Regions from separate parts of the Homo sapiens genome. Here region 2 is linked to region 1. A link is an interaction called in ENCODE POLR2A ChIA-PET data of the cell type or tissue named here. Cell type or tissue: PC-9. All regions are shown on one strand. Region 1 overlaps TRAF3 (TNF receptor associated factor 3). Region 2 overlaps TRAF3 (TNF receptor associated factor 3).

What was found. Peaks named below come from ENCODE experiments on the same cell type or tissue, not always from the same donor. Only the 100,000 strongest peaks of a DNase experiment are listed, where the experiment ranks them.
Region 2: POLR2A ChIA-PET joins it to region 1 with 13 read pairs; 7 of 35 experiments call an interaction of 5 or more read pairs at or near these places.

Annotation. Positions count from the first base shown.
Region 1 is chr14:102,821,652-102,829,651 of GRCh38, reverse strand. The region is part of intron 1 of TRAF3 (TNF receptor associated factor 3); the gene reads right to left. Among named protein-coding and RNA genes, the nearest start is that of TRAF3, 48 kb to the right of the region's middle. RefSeq lists an enhancer at 1,087-1,586. In PC-9, no CTCF peak of the experiment used is centred here; DNase peaks (open chromatin) are centred at 2,171 and 4,691; H3K27ac peaks cover 657 bases.
Region 2 is chr14:102,872,413-102,880,412 of GRCh38, reverse strand. TRAF3 (TNF receptor associated factor 3) reads right to left here. Exons shown (of 12, transcript NM_145725.3): 5 at 4,685-4,789; 6 at 3,888-4,055. Among named protein-coding and RNA genes, the nearest start is that of AMN, 46 kb to the left of the region's middle. In PC-9, a CTCF peak has its summit at 1,482; a DNase peak (open chromatin) is centred at 1,122.

The sequences.
Region 1 (8,000 bases):
CCGGAAACAAGCCCTTCAGATGGATAGAAAGCTGTGCCAGGAGCCCACCAGCACATGCGGCTGCAACTGTGCTTTTGGAGACATCATGCATTGCCAGCCCTCAGGAGGTACAGATGAGCCAGCCCCTTCTACACAGTGCATGGACTGAGGTGGCAGGTCATCACACACACACAGGCTAGTTCCTCAGCCTGAAGTTGAAAACTATGTCTCAACCATATTCTGTTGCCAGGAACCAAGAGACCAAGGCAGACATCACCAGAGAAAGAACTGAGCTCAATGGACTACTCTGGTAAACAAAGAGAAAGGATGTGCTTCATATGGAAAGCTGAATTTATTTACACTAATCACGAATGCAGGCCCTCAGCTGGAAAAGCTCACTTCCAATGCCAGAAGGTTCAGAACCCATTCACAAGCTTTTCAGAATGCAAGCAGTTGCCATGGTAACCCCAACATTATATTTCTTGGCATTGGACATATAAATTACCACCCATAATGCATTTAATACCGTTTGGGGCCACTAATTCATTGCAAAATAAATCTCCGCTCTGACTCTTGGCCTCCCTCTAAGATAAACGAAGAGCAGCAGCTGGAGGTAGCACCCAGCTCACCCCACGGATAAACACAGAGCTCCACACATCTGAAAATGCTCTTCTAAAGGCAAAATAAGAACTAAGGAGATTAGAATTCATCATCTACAGCCAGTGGCTGAGATTTTTTAAGACGAAAAGTTCCATCCAGATTAATGTAACTGTCATTGCTTAAGTTAAAGAAATGAATATATTCTATGCGTATCTACACCTCTGAAACCAACTACGTTTAGCAAATCAAAGAAAAAGCAGATCTCTTCAAAGAACATCTTCAATAATTCACTTATATAGGGCATTTGTCAAGACTAAATAAGATAAGTCTTCAAACGTCAAAAGGGTCATTAACAAGAAATAAAGTTTTATTTCTTAGGTTCAAAAGAGGTCTATTCAATCATAATTCTTTACCTTGATTAGGGATATTCATAAACATTTAAAATACATATATGCATGATCTGTAAAGTCCCTTACCTTCTTATAATCCACCATCTGAACACAGAGATGAAAACAAAATTATCGTGCACAAACTGCAAAGACATCTTCAGCTTCACGTTCCCAGGAAGCCCACTGCATCAGTAAGTTGACAGAGCTGCTGCAGGACATGCTGTGCCAGCCACAGCATTCACAGAATCGCGTACGTTCTAATCACTAAACTGCCAGGTCCGGAGGAGTATTACCTTCATTATCTCCTCCTTCCGACTGCAGGCAACAGTCAGCAGTTGTGAAGGGGAGCAAAAGGCTTCACCACGAGTTGTTTCCATATTAACAAGGACTTTGGTAACCGCTGCATTGCAGTCTTTCTGAAAGCTACCAACCTCAGAAGCAAAAGCGCTGGAGAGAGACTCTCTGGCACAGGAAGCAGTCTTTCCAATCACGAAGATTTTTAAAGAATCTTTAAAAAATGCTGTGAACACCTGAGGCTTCTTCTAGATTTCCTACCTGTCTCCTAGAGGTTGACTGGTTTGTGTTTTTTACTGGAGGATGGCTGTGACAACTGGCCGTGCGGGGTGGGAATGCGGAAACGAGTGCGCTGTGCGCTACGACGCCCCCTCTCCGGGCTCAGGTACGCCCTGCGGGAATCTGCACATCTGCTGCTTAGCACCAGACTCAAAGCCCCTGCTGAGGGGCTCCTGGGAATGAGCCATGATTTCCATTCCAGAAAACCAAGTACAGCAAGCACTTCCAGGTCCTCTGTGGGCAGCAATCACTGAACACCCAGCCACCTTCACAGTGTGGTAACAACCATTACGTGGTCAGAGCACTTGAAATATTAAACCACTGACCATAGAACCAAATCAGGAAAAAGAGGCTTCTGAAATAGTAGCACGCTTAGTAAATGACCTTTGGTTTTCATTCATTCATGCAATACTAAGTTTAGTGAGCACTGACCATGTGCTGTATATAAAAAGAATATTCAAATGGAGCATCCCTAATCCAAAAATCCAAACTGCTCCAAAATCCGAAACTTTCTGAGTACCAACATACCACCACAAGAGGAAAATTCCCCAACTGACCTCACGTGACGGGTCACAGTCAAAACTCTGTTTCATGCACAAAATATTTAAGAATATTGCATAAAATTACCTTCAGGCTATGTGTATAAGGTGTATATGAAAAGAATTTTGTGTTTACACTTAAGTCTCATCCCCAAGATATCCAATTATGCATATTCAAATATGCCAAAATCCGAAAAGATCAGAATCTGAAACACTTCTAGTCCCAAGCATTTCAGATAAGGGATACTCAATCTGACTGTGGGGAACCGCCGTCAGGGCGGGCACCGGTGCTCTAGGAGGAAGAGTCATGGAAAACACACCATCATGCGTGGTGGAGGAGGGCTTGGCACCGCACAGGAGGAAGAACCCGGGCCCGAGTGCACCTCCAGGACAAGGTTCTGTGAGAAAGGAACATTGAAAAGGGGCTGAAGGACGTGGACTCAGCTGGACTACAGGGAGGGCCAGGGGGAGAACACCCTCCAGATGGCTGTACACATTCCTCAGCAGGTGCGGGAGGTCCTCTGCAAGGGGACCTTGCACGCCTGTGGCCGGAGCCCGTCCCTCCCTCACAGCAGCCCGGAGCAGGTACAGCCACCGCCACCACCACTGACAGAGCCTATGTCTGGGACCTGAGGCCTCCATTTGCCCAAGGCACATGGTGACCACGGGGAGGCACCAGGGCATGGACACAGCAGGGCAGCTCTGTGTTGTGCGACCTCACCACGCCGCCACCCATAAGTAACAGCTGTCCTTTGGCAGCCCTGGCACCCCTGACAGAGGTGACAGTCCACGCGGCCTCTGCTCAGATGGTTTTCTTCCACCCTATGTCCAGAGCCCAGCCGGACCCTGAACAGGTGTGAGGTGAAGGACTGCACGAATGAATAAACAAATTAAAGAATCTACTGGTCACTCCCCAATTCTAGTAACAGGAAATGACATGTCAGACCTCTGCCAATGTTATGCTGTTCTCTGATGAAAATGGCCCTTCTTTGCCTTGTCTCTGGCTACCTAACCTACTTCACATCTCAGGCTCTGGAATCTTCTCCTCCAGGACGTCTTCACTGACTCCCTTCCCACCCCTGGCAGCAAGGCCCTTTCCCTGAGCTCCCCCGACCTCCAGCAGCTCCCATGCTGTCCTGAAGCGGCGGCTCTGCAGCTGCCCCCGCACAGAAGCCCTGCAGTGGCGGTCAGGGTGGTATCTGCGGTGCTCAACGTGTTCCTTCTGCTGCCACATTCCTGGAGGACTCACCACATGTCAGCCACCTGCTCCACACGCACAACTCACTTGTTCCTCTGTGAGGCGGCTCCACCAGACAGACGAGGATGCTGAGGCACAGTCAGTTCAAGCAGAAGAGCCAGGATTTACACCCAGGAACCAGCCTCCTCCAGCCACATCCTAACCTCCCCTTCTGCTTTTGTAGATACCCAAAACAGAGTTCACTGACACCAACTGGAAAAGACGTTGTTACCTCACGGGGGTGGGAGGGATTCGAGTTACAGAAAAACTTTTAAGGAAATACAGCAGTCTTCCTCCCCCATCCTTCCCTCTTACTGTGAGATATGAATGAATGAACACATTTGGCCACAGCAGACATGCCTCCGCGTAAATTCCTGACAGGGAACACCTACGGCCTACAGGAGATGAGGAGAGAAGAGAAGGCACAAAGAGGTAGCGTGAGGTGGTTTCCTTTTGCCATCACCGTGCTTCAGAGAGACTCACTCAAGCAGTTTAAAAGCCTCAGAGGAACTTTCATCAAGCGCTTCTAGACGTATTTAGGTGCCACTCTGGGCACTCCCCACAGAAGTTCCAGAAGAACTCTGACTTTCAAGTCAGGGATCAAGGCTTGTTCTCTGTGGCAGCGCCACTCTCACCAGCCTCCAGTGGTGGCAGCGCTGCAGGATGACTCTTCCCCCATTGATCTGTCCGTCCTGTGACGCTGACCCACACGGCCAGAAGCCCAAGCGTAGCCTGAGTGGGCTCTCCGTGGGGGATCTCGAGCAGTGGGAAGGTCCCACACCAACACTCTTGTGCCTCCTGGAACAGCCAGCGCCTACAGAGGAGGGCCCCACAGCTGGCCCAGGGCTGAAGGGAGTGTCCACTGGTGGGAAGAGACGGGCAGGGGCGCAACCTGCCTCCAAGGGGTGGCAGAAGGTCCCAGAAGGAGCACACCACAGGACCCTTCCAACTGCCTCTCAATTCGACCATCTGATTAAGGGCAGCAAGGTTTGGTGCACGGGTGCCAGGTCCCCGCAGGCCTGTGAAGGTGGCTTCCTACTGTCTCCAGTTTACAGTTGAGGTGGCAGCGAGGCTTTAACAGGAGAAATCACTTTCCAAGTGCACCAGTGGGTGCTCCAGCAAAGCTGCTTGGCTCTGAGCGGCCTGACGCTTTGGACTTGGCATGACCTCCTCCTGGCGAAGGCACGGCCCGGTGTCCTCACAGCGTGGGCAGAGCAGAAAGGGCATGCTGCCTCCCTCTGGCACTGACTCCTCCTAACCAACCGCTCACTCCTTCTGGATCCCAGATTCCTTGTCTAAGAAAGGAGTAAGACCTATCCTACAAACCACATGATGTTGATTTTCAACTGACTGAATGCATTCTCTTTCTGCAGGAAGAGAATCGTGTCTACTCACAATTCACATGAGTCACCTGGTGTGTAAAAGGATTAGCTGTCTCAAAATGTAAGGCATGACTGTTACCAAATAGAGCCACAAGGCACTCAGTAATATTTTCAACCTTAATTCAGCTTAGATATATGATGAGAGACCTACAGGGCTCTTACCATTAACTAGAATGACCATGGCAAATCCTGCCCCTTTATTAAATAGTAGTAATGAAATTAGTAATTTAGCTCAGGCAGACTAGCTAACATCATTAACGCGCATTTACATGAATTTGATGCAAACTATGGAAACATCCCAATAGGTCTCATTTAGACACTTAAAATGCTAAAGGGCAACCCTACTATCTGCAGGTATTTTTCACTTCAAAAACAGGCAACTCAGTCACCAAAATTAACAAGAAAAAATCCAAGTAATCGGCATTCCGCCTGAAGGGAAAACATAGACAAATCATTCATATTCACTCTAGGTGCCACTGGGGCCACAGAACAAAGGATGTCCCCAAGAGGAAGCAGAGAGAAGAAAAATAATATAAAATACACACAAAATTTATTTGGCTTAGATACATACTTATTTACCAAAAATCTATACAGGATAAGACCATTTCATGACCACCAGATGTGATCTGGTCTTAGGAAGGAAAGAGACTGCAATTCTGCCTGTTTCTCTAGGCAACAGAGGGTCTCAGGGGCTTTAAACATGACACAAGAAGTCGCTAGGTCAGCAACAAAGGTCAAACAAGCCCCAGTCACAAGTAGCAAACTGTCTGTACAAACATAAATGGGAATCTGAACTGTAGGTAAAAGAAGCAGCAAAAGCAGATACAAACAACCTAGGTATATTCCCAAGAGAAATGACATGTCCACACAAAAACCTGTACATGAATGTTCACAGCAGCGCTATCACACAACAGCCAAAAAGTAGAAACAACCCAAACGTCTATCAATGGACTAACAAATACATAAAATGTGGAACATCCACACAATGGAATAATATTCGACATTAACAAGGAACAACCGATGCATACATGCACAATATGAATGAAAATATGGTGCTTAGTGACAGAGACTGCACACAGAAAACACATCCTGTCAACCGCATTTCCATAGAATGTCCAAAGTAGGCAATGGCTGCACAACTCTGTGAATATACTAAAAACCACAGACATGGACACTTTAAATAGGTAATTGTATGGAATGTGACGATTTCAATAAAGTTATTTTTTAAAAGCGGACACAATCAAGCCAAAGGCCAAACATCCAATAGACACCACTTAATGAGATGCAGGTCACCCAATCAATTAAAAAACAACAAGAAAACGTTACTGCAAGTTTCCACTATGCCAAAAGATGCATTACTTTTGGGGTACTCCTTCCAAAAATGTTAAATAAGCTTCTCACTAGTCAAAACAATTCATAATTCCTGTGAGAACTCCCCCTCTCCCAAATCTAAAAGTTCAACAACTTCTCAAGAAAAAAGTTGATCTTAATTTTAATATAAAATATAAGTCACATATTTGTGCAAATGTAGCACTTTTAATCATGAGGGAGAGGTGTCGCTATGGAACTTATCAACACTCTCCCCCAAGAAAGTATTCATTTACTTGATTCTGTCTACTATGAAATAAATAATACCTGAATCTTTAAGACCCAGAAACATTTCAGAAGGTTTGAGGTCAAAGAAAACACATTAACTCAACATAATGCTCACAAGAACGAAAATAAGCCTATGCATAAAATAAACAACTAAATGATGGTGGAAAGACCACATTCCCTAAACCTAACAAAAGCTCCCCGCTCATTCCCACCCACTGCCATCTGTCTACCTCAAACTCTTCAACAACCCAACTCACAGAAAGCACCTAGTCAATGTGGTAACATAAGCACAATCCTGTAATTGGCTCAAATCATCATTACAATAACATGTGTTTCTTTTTTTTTTTTTTGAGATGGAGTTTCACTCTTGTTGCCTAGGCTGGAGTGCAATGGCGTGATCTCGGCTCACCGCAACCTCTGCCTCCCGGGTTCAAGCAACTCTCCTGCCTCAGCCTCCCCAGTAGCTGGAATTACAGGCATGTGCCACCATGCCCGGCTAATTTTGTATTTTTAGTAGAGACAGGGTTTCTCCATGTTGGTCAGGCTGGGTCTCGAACTCCTGACCTCAGGTGATCCACCCGCCTTCACCTCCCAAAGTGCTGGGATTACAGGCATAAGCCACAGCGCCCGGCCAGCATGTGTTTCTGTTTTCCGCAGGAAGAGAATCATGTCGACTCACAATTCACAATGAGTCAACCGGTGTGTAAAATATTTTACATAATGGGAAAATTTATTGTGACCCAAAAGTTCAGTGTGTTCTCATTAAGTTACCAGAAATTACAGATGTGAAGATACTCCTGTTAACTTAACCAAAATCAAGAAAAGAAACTACTTTAGATACGCACACATTTTCAGTTTGGTAGATCTGATTCTTTTTATGATACTGCATTTCAAGTTACTCAGATTGGTAAATTCATAGCTTAAATACTAAATAGAGAAAATCTGCATATTGACAACATAGGTAATTTAAGACTGGTTTTGGCACTGCGTCACTTACTACCTATATAGCTAAGCTCTGTCAAAACCTGACAGGGACAGCTTCAGTTTTTGTAAATACTCGCATGGTGAAATGGTTTTTCCAAAGTTATGATACCATCTAAAGTGCTAATGGAGCCTTCCCATTGTGCTTCACGGTGAATAACATATTTCTGTGGAAAATCTTATAGTGTTGCATCCATTTAACATTTTCCCAGAATACATTCAGGTTTTTTTAATCCCGAAGAAAACATTTAAACAATTAAAACACATAAAATTTTTCTATTATGACCTTTTAAAAAACCCTCAGTCTTTTATTTTATTGTATTTTATTTTATTTGAGATGGAGTCTCACTCTGTCATCCAGGCTGGAGTGCAGTGGCACAATCTTGGCTCACTGCAACCTCCGCCTCCAGGGTTCAAGCAATTCTTTTGTCTCAGCCTCTCGAATAGCTAGGATTACAGGCACACGCCACCACACCCGGCTAATTTTTATATTTTTAGTAGAGACTGGGTTTCACCATATTGGCCAGGCTGGTCTCGAACTCCCGACCTCATGATCTGCCTGCCTCGGGCTCCCAAAGTGCTGGGATTACAGGCGTGAGCCACCGTGCCCGGCCACAAAACCCTGAGTATTTAAAGGCCACACTTGGAAACGGACATGTTTATGCATGCAATACAGATGCAAACATTTTAAACTACATAATCCACTGATACACACACACTAAGA
Region 2 (8,000 bases), 51 kb before region 1:
GGCAACATATTAACATATGTAAAGCCTGAAGTCTTGTTAATTAGGCATGTGTCTCATTCACTGAAATTTAACAACTGGAGAAATTATTATTTTCGTTCTAGAGATGGGGTCTCACTTTGTTGCCCAGGCTGGTTTTGAACTCCTGGCCTCAAGCAATCCTCCTGCTTTGGCCTTCCAGAGTTCTGGGATTATAGGCATGAGCCATTATGCACAGCCTGGAGGAATTACTTGACTCCAAAAAAACACTACTGCTATTTTCCAAAGGGGAGGGCACAGTTCTTAAAAGTTCTTTTTTTTGAGACAGGGTCTCACTCTGTCACCCAGGCTGAGTGCAGTGGTGCAATTATGGCTCACTACCAGTCTCAAACTCCCTGGCTCAAGTAATCTTCCTACCTTGGCCTCCCTAGTAGCTAGAACTACAGGTATGCTTCAGCACACCCGGCTAAATTTTTATTTTTCGTAGAGGCAGAGTCTTGCTATGTTGCCCATGCTGGTCTCCAATTCCAAAGCTCAAGTGATCCTCCTGTTTCAGCCTCCCAAAGTGCTGGGCACACAGGTGTGAGCTACCACACCCAGCCTCAAGAGTTCTTAATAACTGGAAACATCTGAAGTACCACACAAGAAAAAGATTTCACAATGGAAGAAAGACATGGACACAGGAAAATTACAGAAAGCAAGGCAAATTCAGAGATTATAAAGTATTTAGTTGGTGCAAAAGTAATTGCCGTTTTTGCCATTACTTTTAATGGCAAAAAACGCAATTACTTTTGCACCAACCTAAGAGGACTACAACTCATTTCATAGAGAAAAAAGCAAAAGAAACTCTCCCTAAATTTTGGTCATTAGAGCTCCACGGCTGGGTGCGATGGCTCACGCCTATAATCCCACCACTTTGGGAGGCTGAGGTGGGCAGATGGCTTAAGCCCAGGAGTTTTGAGACCAGACTGGGCAACATGGCAAGACCCTGTCTCTACAAAAAATACAAAAATTAGCCAGGCATGGTAGCATGCACCTATGGTTCCTGAGGTGGGAGGATCACTTGAACCTGGGAGAAAGAGGCTGCAGTGAGCTGAGATTGTGTCACCGCATTCCAGGCCTGGATGACAGAGTGAGACTCTCTCTCAAACAAAACAAACCATTCCACAATATCTACCAGGAACTGGATGATGGCCCACGCCCTGGCTGAGCTGCCCTGGTGCCTCCCTTCAGTCACTTCATGGCCAAGCCCACCCCAGCCTCTAGGCAGCCTCTGAGGGTGTGCCCAGGCCCCCACGAGCTCTGTCCTCCTCTCCACTCGCTCCAGCCCCATGATCCTGCGAGCCACCAAACTCACCCCCATCTGCAGCCTGCATGGCTCCACTCCCCATTCTCCCCCAAGCCCATCACCCTCCACTCACTGGGCACCCCCTCGGCAGGACACCTAGGTTCTCCACAAGCACTGGGAGTCACCTTTACCTCATACCCCACCTGCTGGCCAATCCTACCGCTCCACCCTCAGGCACACCCCAGTACAACCTTCCCCCACCCCAGCAACACCAGGCCTTGCCCCGGGGCCCCTCTCACCCTCCCAGTTCTGGGCTGCCCAGTGCCTTTCCCCTCACCCTCTGGCTGCCCCACTGCCCTCACATCTGACCTGTGTTCCACACAGCTCCTGAACCCCACAGCCCTGCCAGTTCCAGCTTAGGGTCCACATGCTCCCCCACTGTCCCTTGGCTGCCTCAGACAAGCCAGTGCTGATCACCTCTCTTCCCTTGATGCCACCTGATTTTTATTCATGGAACTGATCACTACCCGATGTTACACATTTGTTAGTATTTTTTCCCACTAGAGGAGCCTCACCACTGAGTCCCCAGCTCCTGGAATACTGCCCGGCGCACAGTAGGTACCCAATAGGTGTTTGTTCAACAAATGCATTGTTTTCTAAGTGTGTCCTCCACCCCCAACATCTCTGCTTTCCTCTTTAATTCACCCACTCACCCATACACACACACCCACATTCACACACCCCCACACACTCACCCACATTCACACTCACCCCCACACACACTTACCCCCACACACTCACCCACATTCACACACTCACCCCCACAGAAACACACAATGCAAAACTGTGCCAAAGTAACCGAAGTATGAGAAGCTGTCTCTCTCCAAGATAAACAGCTGCATTTCAATGCTGTAGGACAAATTAGCCTGTTGTAAGTGATGGTTATGTCACAGAGCTGTAATAAGACCAGGCAATCTATCAACATTTTGAGGCAATTCCCTAGGACAAGATAAAAATTTTACCTTTTTTGAATAACTATTCATTTTTTGACATACTAAATGATAGTCAATCAAGGCAATGGAAAATGTTAACTACATAAATCAAAATAGGCAAAACAAAGCTTAATTCTGAAATAAAGTCAGATAAAAAGTGCTATTTATTCCTATCTTTTCTCTTTAGTCCTATTAGAATAGTCTTTAAGAAGCTGTACAGTGGAAGAAGTATATATTAATTGAGCAGAAGGCCTGTGGAATGGATTATTTATGAACTCAGCGGAAGGCCTGTGGAACGGATTATCTATGAGTTGAGGGAGGGCCTGCGGAAGGGATTACCTATGAGCTGAGCGGAAGGCCTGTGGAATGGATTATCTATGAGCTGAGCGGAAGGCCTGTGGAATGGATTATCTATGAGTTGAGGGAGGGCCTGTGGAAGGGATTACCTATGAGCTGAGCAGAAGGCCTGTGGAACAGATTATCTATGAGCTGAGCGGAAGGCCTGTGGAACGGATTATCTATGAGCTGAGCGGAAGGCCTGTGGAACAGATTATGAGCTGAGCGGAAGGCCTGTGGAATGGATTATCTATGAGCTGAGCAGAAGTCCTGTGGAATGGATTATCTATGAGCTGAGCGGAAGGCCTGTGGAACGGATTATCTATGAGTTGAGCGGAAGGCCTGTGGAATGGATTATCTATGAGCTAAGCAGAAGTCCTGTGGAATGGATTATCTATGAGCTGAGCGGAAGGCCTGTGGAACGGATTATCTATGAATTGAGCGGAAGGCCTGTGGAATGGATTATCTACAAACTGAGCAGAAGGCCTGTGGAACAGATTATCTATGAGCTGAGCGGAAGGCCTGTGGAATGGATTATCTATGAGCTGAGCGGAAGGCCTGTGGAATGGATTATCTATGAGTTGGGGGAGGGCCTGTGGAACGGATTATCTATGAGCTGAGCGGAAGGCCTGTGGAACGGATTATCTACGAGATGAGCGGAAGGCCTGTGGAACGGATTATCTATGAGTTGAGGGAAGGCCTGTGGAACAGATTATCTATGAATCGAGCACAAGGTCTGTGGAACGGATTATCTATGAATTGAGCCTAAGGCCTGTGGAACGGATTATCTATGAATTGAGTGGAAGGCCTGTGGAATGGATTATCTATGAGTTGAGGGAAGGCCTGTGGAACGGATTATCTATGAATTGAGCGGAAGGACTGTGGAACAGATTATCTATGAGTTGAGGGAAGGCCTGTGGAACGGATTATCTACGAACTGAGCAGAAGTCCTGTGGAACGGATTATCTATGAACTGAGCGGAAGGCCTGTGGAATGGATTATCTACGAATTGAGCGGAAGGCTTGTGGAACGGATTATCTGTGAGCTGAGCGGAAGGCCTGTGGAACGGATTATCTATGAGTTGAGGGAAGGCCTGTGGAACGGATTATCTATGAATTGAGCGGAAGGCCTGTGGAACGGAATATCTATGAACTGAGTGGAAGGCCTGTGGAACGGATTATCTATGAGTTGAGGGAAGGCCTGTGGAACGGATTATCTACGAATTGAGCGGAAGGCCTGTGGAATGTATCATATAGGAATTGAGTGGAAGGCCTGTGGAATGGGAGGACCCGCACCTGCAGCGCGATCATCGGAACCTGACTCTTGCAGTGGCTGCATGTGGCTTCCCGGTATTTACACGCCTTCTCCACGTGGTCTCGCAGGTCTTTCCTCAAGACCTTTTCTTTGCAGTCAGGACGCACACATGGAAGTTCTTCAAAATGGCAATCATTTTTTAAATGCACCTGTAAGACAGACCATTCAATGTTCTTAATTGGGAAAAAAACCCTAAATCTGAAATACCAGATTCTAATCTCTATGCAATGAAACCCTAAAGAAATGTTTCTCATCTGCTGTTAGACCAGTTTTCCACAGCAAAGAGTAACAAGTATGCCAAGAGACACTGAATTTCATATTCTATTTCATGATTACTCAAACCATATTGTTGTTGAAGAATTAAGTCAACTCTGCTTCCAGGATAAATGAATATCTGCTAAGAACTTTGTTTTATTCCAGTTCAAATAATTTTCTAAGCTAAAATATGGTACTAACTAAAAAAATAAGAAGTTATGTAGAATTTCATGGTGAAAAAAGGTTTTAATGGGCCTTCCAAAATTAAAATCCAATTCAGATTTTCTCTATTCTAAGTAGGGGGGGGAGTGTTTAAAAACCAGTTGACAATTCTGCCAATGATGTCATAAAAATAACAACTTATACTCAAGTGGTTCTGACTGCTTTCCTATTTGGCTGTGTTTTGAAAAACTAATGTCAACATGGTCTTAAAGTGCCACATCCTACTGACCACTTCATCAGCTGGATGTAAGGGACTCGAATTCCTTCATGTAAAAGGTTCCAGTGTCCCTTTGCTACTCACCAGCAGATGTCCCAGCATTAACTGCTCTGCACAACCTCTGCTTTCATTCCGACAATAGATCTGAAGAGCCAGAATTTCTCTCTTGCAGCAATTATCCTTAAACACCTGAAAATGAAAGATCATTATTTTGGAGGATTAATATTTCTTAATCTCCACATGCTGCTACTTTGGACAAGGCAAAACCACTTAAAAAAAAAAAACAAGAGAGGAACTCTTAAGTGAACTTCAGAAAGCATTAAGGACCATCTTGATTTCTAGAAGTAGAATGAAGAAGCTGCCCCCACTAAGAGACACAATTTAAATAACATTAACTGTTATCTTTTATTAGTTAAGCCAAAAGAAAATGAATTAGACTTGATAATTAACGATCACTCTGGAGCATCTAAACATCTTCTATTAACTTTGACATAATTTCAGGATGAGGGCAGAGGAGGACCAGGTTCACATTCAGACTCTGGGGCCTTCCGGGAGCCAGCACGGAGCAGGTGGCCATTATGGTGCAGCTGTCACCAGAGGACAAGAGCAGAACTGGACACAACTGAATACATTGTATAGATCGCTTGCTGGAGAAATGGAGAGACCACATAAGAGACCATATTTGGGGAATGATTTGTAAAACTGTTGGTTCCTTCTAAAGGTCATGCTGTTAAAACTCATTTTTCACCAAAAAAAGCAGCATTAGCCTGTGGTTGAAAAACACTCTCTTTAAACATATATTGCAGTCTGAAGTTAGTCTAATAATGAAAAGATTTCCCTTTGAAAATGAAAACGAGGCTGGGCGTGGTAGCTGAAGCCTAAAATCCCAGCACTTTGGGAAACCGAGGCAGGAGGATTGCTTGAGTCCAGGAGTTTGAGACCAGCCTAGGCAACACAATGAGACCCTATCTCTACAAAAATTTTTTTAAAAAATTAGCTGGGCAAGGCAGCATATGCGCCTGCAGTCTCAGCTACTCAGGAGGCTGAGGCAAGAGGACTGCTTTAGCCTGGCAGGTAGAGGATGCAGTGAGCCATGATCGCACTGCTGCACTCCAGACTGGGCGACAGTGGGAGACCCCCATTTCTTTAAAAAAAAAAAAAAGAAGAAGAAAAAACCTTTCAACTTTTAATTTTATTTTTCCCTTAGAAAACACAAGTATTCTCATTCTCACTCTTTTTTTAAGAGACAGGGTTGACTGGGAACAGTGACTCACCTCTGTAATCCCAGCACTTTGGGAGGCCGAGGTGGGTGGATCACCTGAGGTCAGGAGTTTGAGACCAGCCTGGCCAACACGGTGAAACCCCATCTCTACTAGAAATACAAAAAAATTAACCGGGTGTGGTGGCACATGCCTGTAGTCCCAGCTACTCGGGAGGCTGAGGCAGGGGAATCGCTTGAACCCGGGAGGAGGAGGTTGCAGTGAGCTGAGATCACGCCATTGTACTCCAGCCTGGGCAAGAGAGTGAGACTCTGTCTCAAAAAGAGACAGGGTGGGTTTCACTCTGTCACCCAGGCTGGAGCGCACTGGTGCAATCATGGCTTCACTACACCCTTAAACTCCTGGGCTCAAGCGATCCTCTCACCTCAGCCTCCTGAGTGGCTTGAACTACAGGCGCATGCCTCCAAGCCCAGGTAACTTTTTAATTTTCATTTTTGTAGAGATGGGGTCTCCATATGCTGCCCACTCTGGTCTCGAACTCCTGAGCCCAAGTGATCCACCTGCCTCAGCCTCCCAAAGTCCTGGGATCCCAGGCATAAGGCACCATGCCCAGCTCCCTCTCACTCTTTCTAACAACACGATCTACAACATCTTAGTCCAAAGGTTATTTCTAAGAAACTCCTGCCTGTTGCTCTATGAAAGTGGAATAACAGGAGCTTAATGTGCCTTTTTGGACTGCTGAGAGAAATAAAATCAACAGCTGTTAAGAGTTAAAAATAAACTAATTTGGAGCCAAAGCTTATCTTTCATAAACATGACTAAAAAAAAAAGAAGGTCATGACTTGAGATACTAAAGTCAACAGAACTTTGGAATGGAAAGGATCTGAGACTATTTACTCAAAATGTCTCTGTTTACAGATGAAGACCAGAGGCCCGCCCACCCCTGGATGACCTGCTGACGGGTGAGGATCCGGGTCACCCGGGGCCCAGACAGCTCCATTCTCTCCATGAGGGTCCACAACTTGAGTGCATCTCGTTCATGATTCTTTGATAAAACTAGCCATTTTTCTTCAGCTACTTATGTCATTAAAAAATAGGGATAATGATTCTGCATAACAAAACAGAGATACTAAAAAAACATCTCAGCCATCGTCGCGAGCTTCTCTCTCACTCACACGTTAGGCACATGTTAACAAGGCGGCCGAGTACCATGCTAGGCCAAGGCACAGAGTGGAGGGGAGGGGCTGTTTTCACTCAAGGAACTAACCAAGCCTGCAGCAGCAGCAGGTAAATGCAGAGAAAGAAAAGGTACAGGGCCAGGTGGCCAATTCCATCTCTCCCCCTTCCAGAGCGGCTATACTGGATGCCTGTGTGCCTGGCAGCCCAGGGACACTGACTACCAGCAATCCTCAAATCACTGCACTCACCTGGGCTGCTCTGACCAACAAACCCAATCTGCAAGGTGCTTTAGACAGGAAAACCCCAGAGTAAGAATTTTATTGTACAACTTAGTGACCTGCATTTAAAAAATGGTTAGGTATATTACTCAAAGTAGGGAAACACACATTTTTATTGATATTTTAAGCACTTTAAGAATGAATTGCTGGGTGCGGTGGCTCATGCCTGTAATCCCAGCACTTTGGGAGGCCGAGGCAGGTGGATCACCTGAGGTCAGGAGTTCGAGACTGGCCTAACCAACACGGTGAAACCCCGTCTCTACTAAAAATACAAAAATTAGCTGGGCGTGGTGGCTCGTGCCTGTAATCCCAGCTACTCGGGAGGCTGCGGCATGAGAATTGCTTGAACCTGGGAGGTGGAGGCTGCAGCGAGCCAAGATCGTGCCATTGTGCTCCAGCCTGTGCAACAAGAGTGAACTCTGTCGCAAAAAAAAAAGAAAAAGAAGAAAGAAAGGAGAGAGAAAGAAAAGAAAAGAATTGTTTCAAACTCCAAGTATACCTGGCAGGGTACAGCAGCACATGGATGACTGTCAGTCTCCATGAGAAGGACCAGGCCCCAGGAGAGAAGCTGGTGGCAGGCTGGGCAGCCCCATCCTCTGAATGTGCAGAGACGCCCACGGGCTCTAGCTGAGGACAGCCACAGGGGGCGAGAAGGGGCTAATCTCACTCATGTCTAATGACTTAAAGATATCACAGGGGGCCTGGGGGGCAGGGAGCACAAAC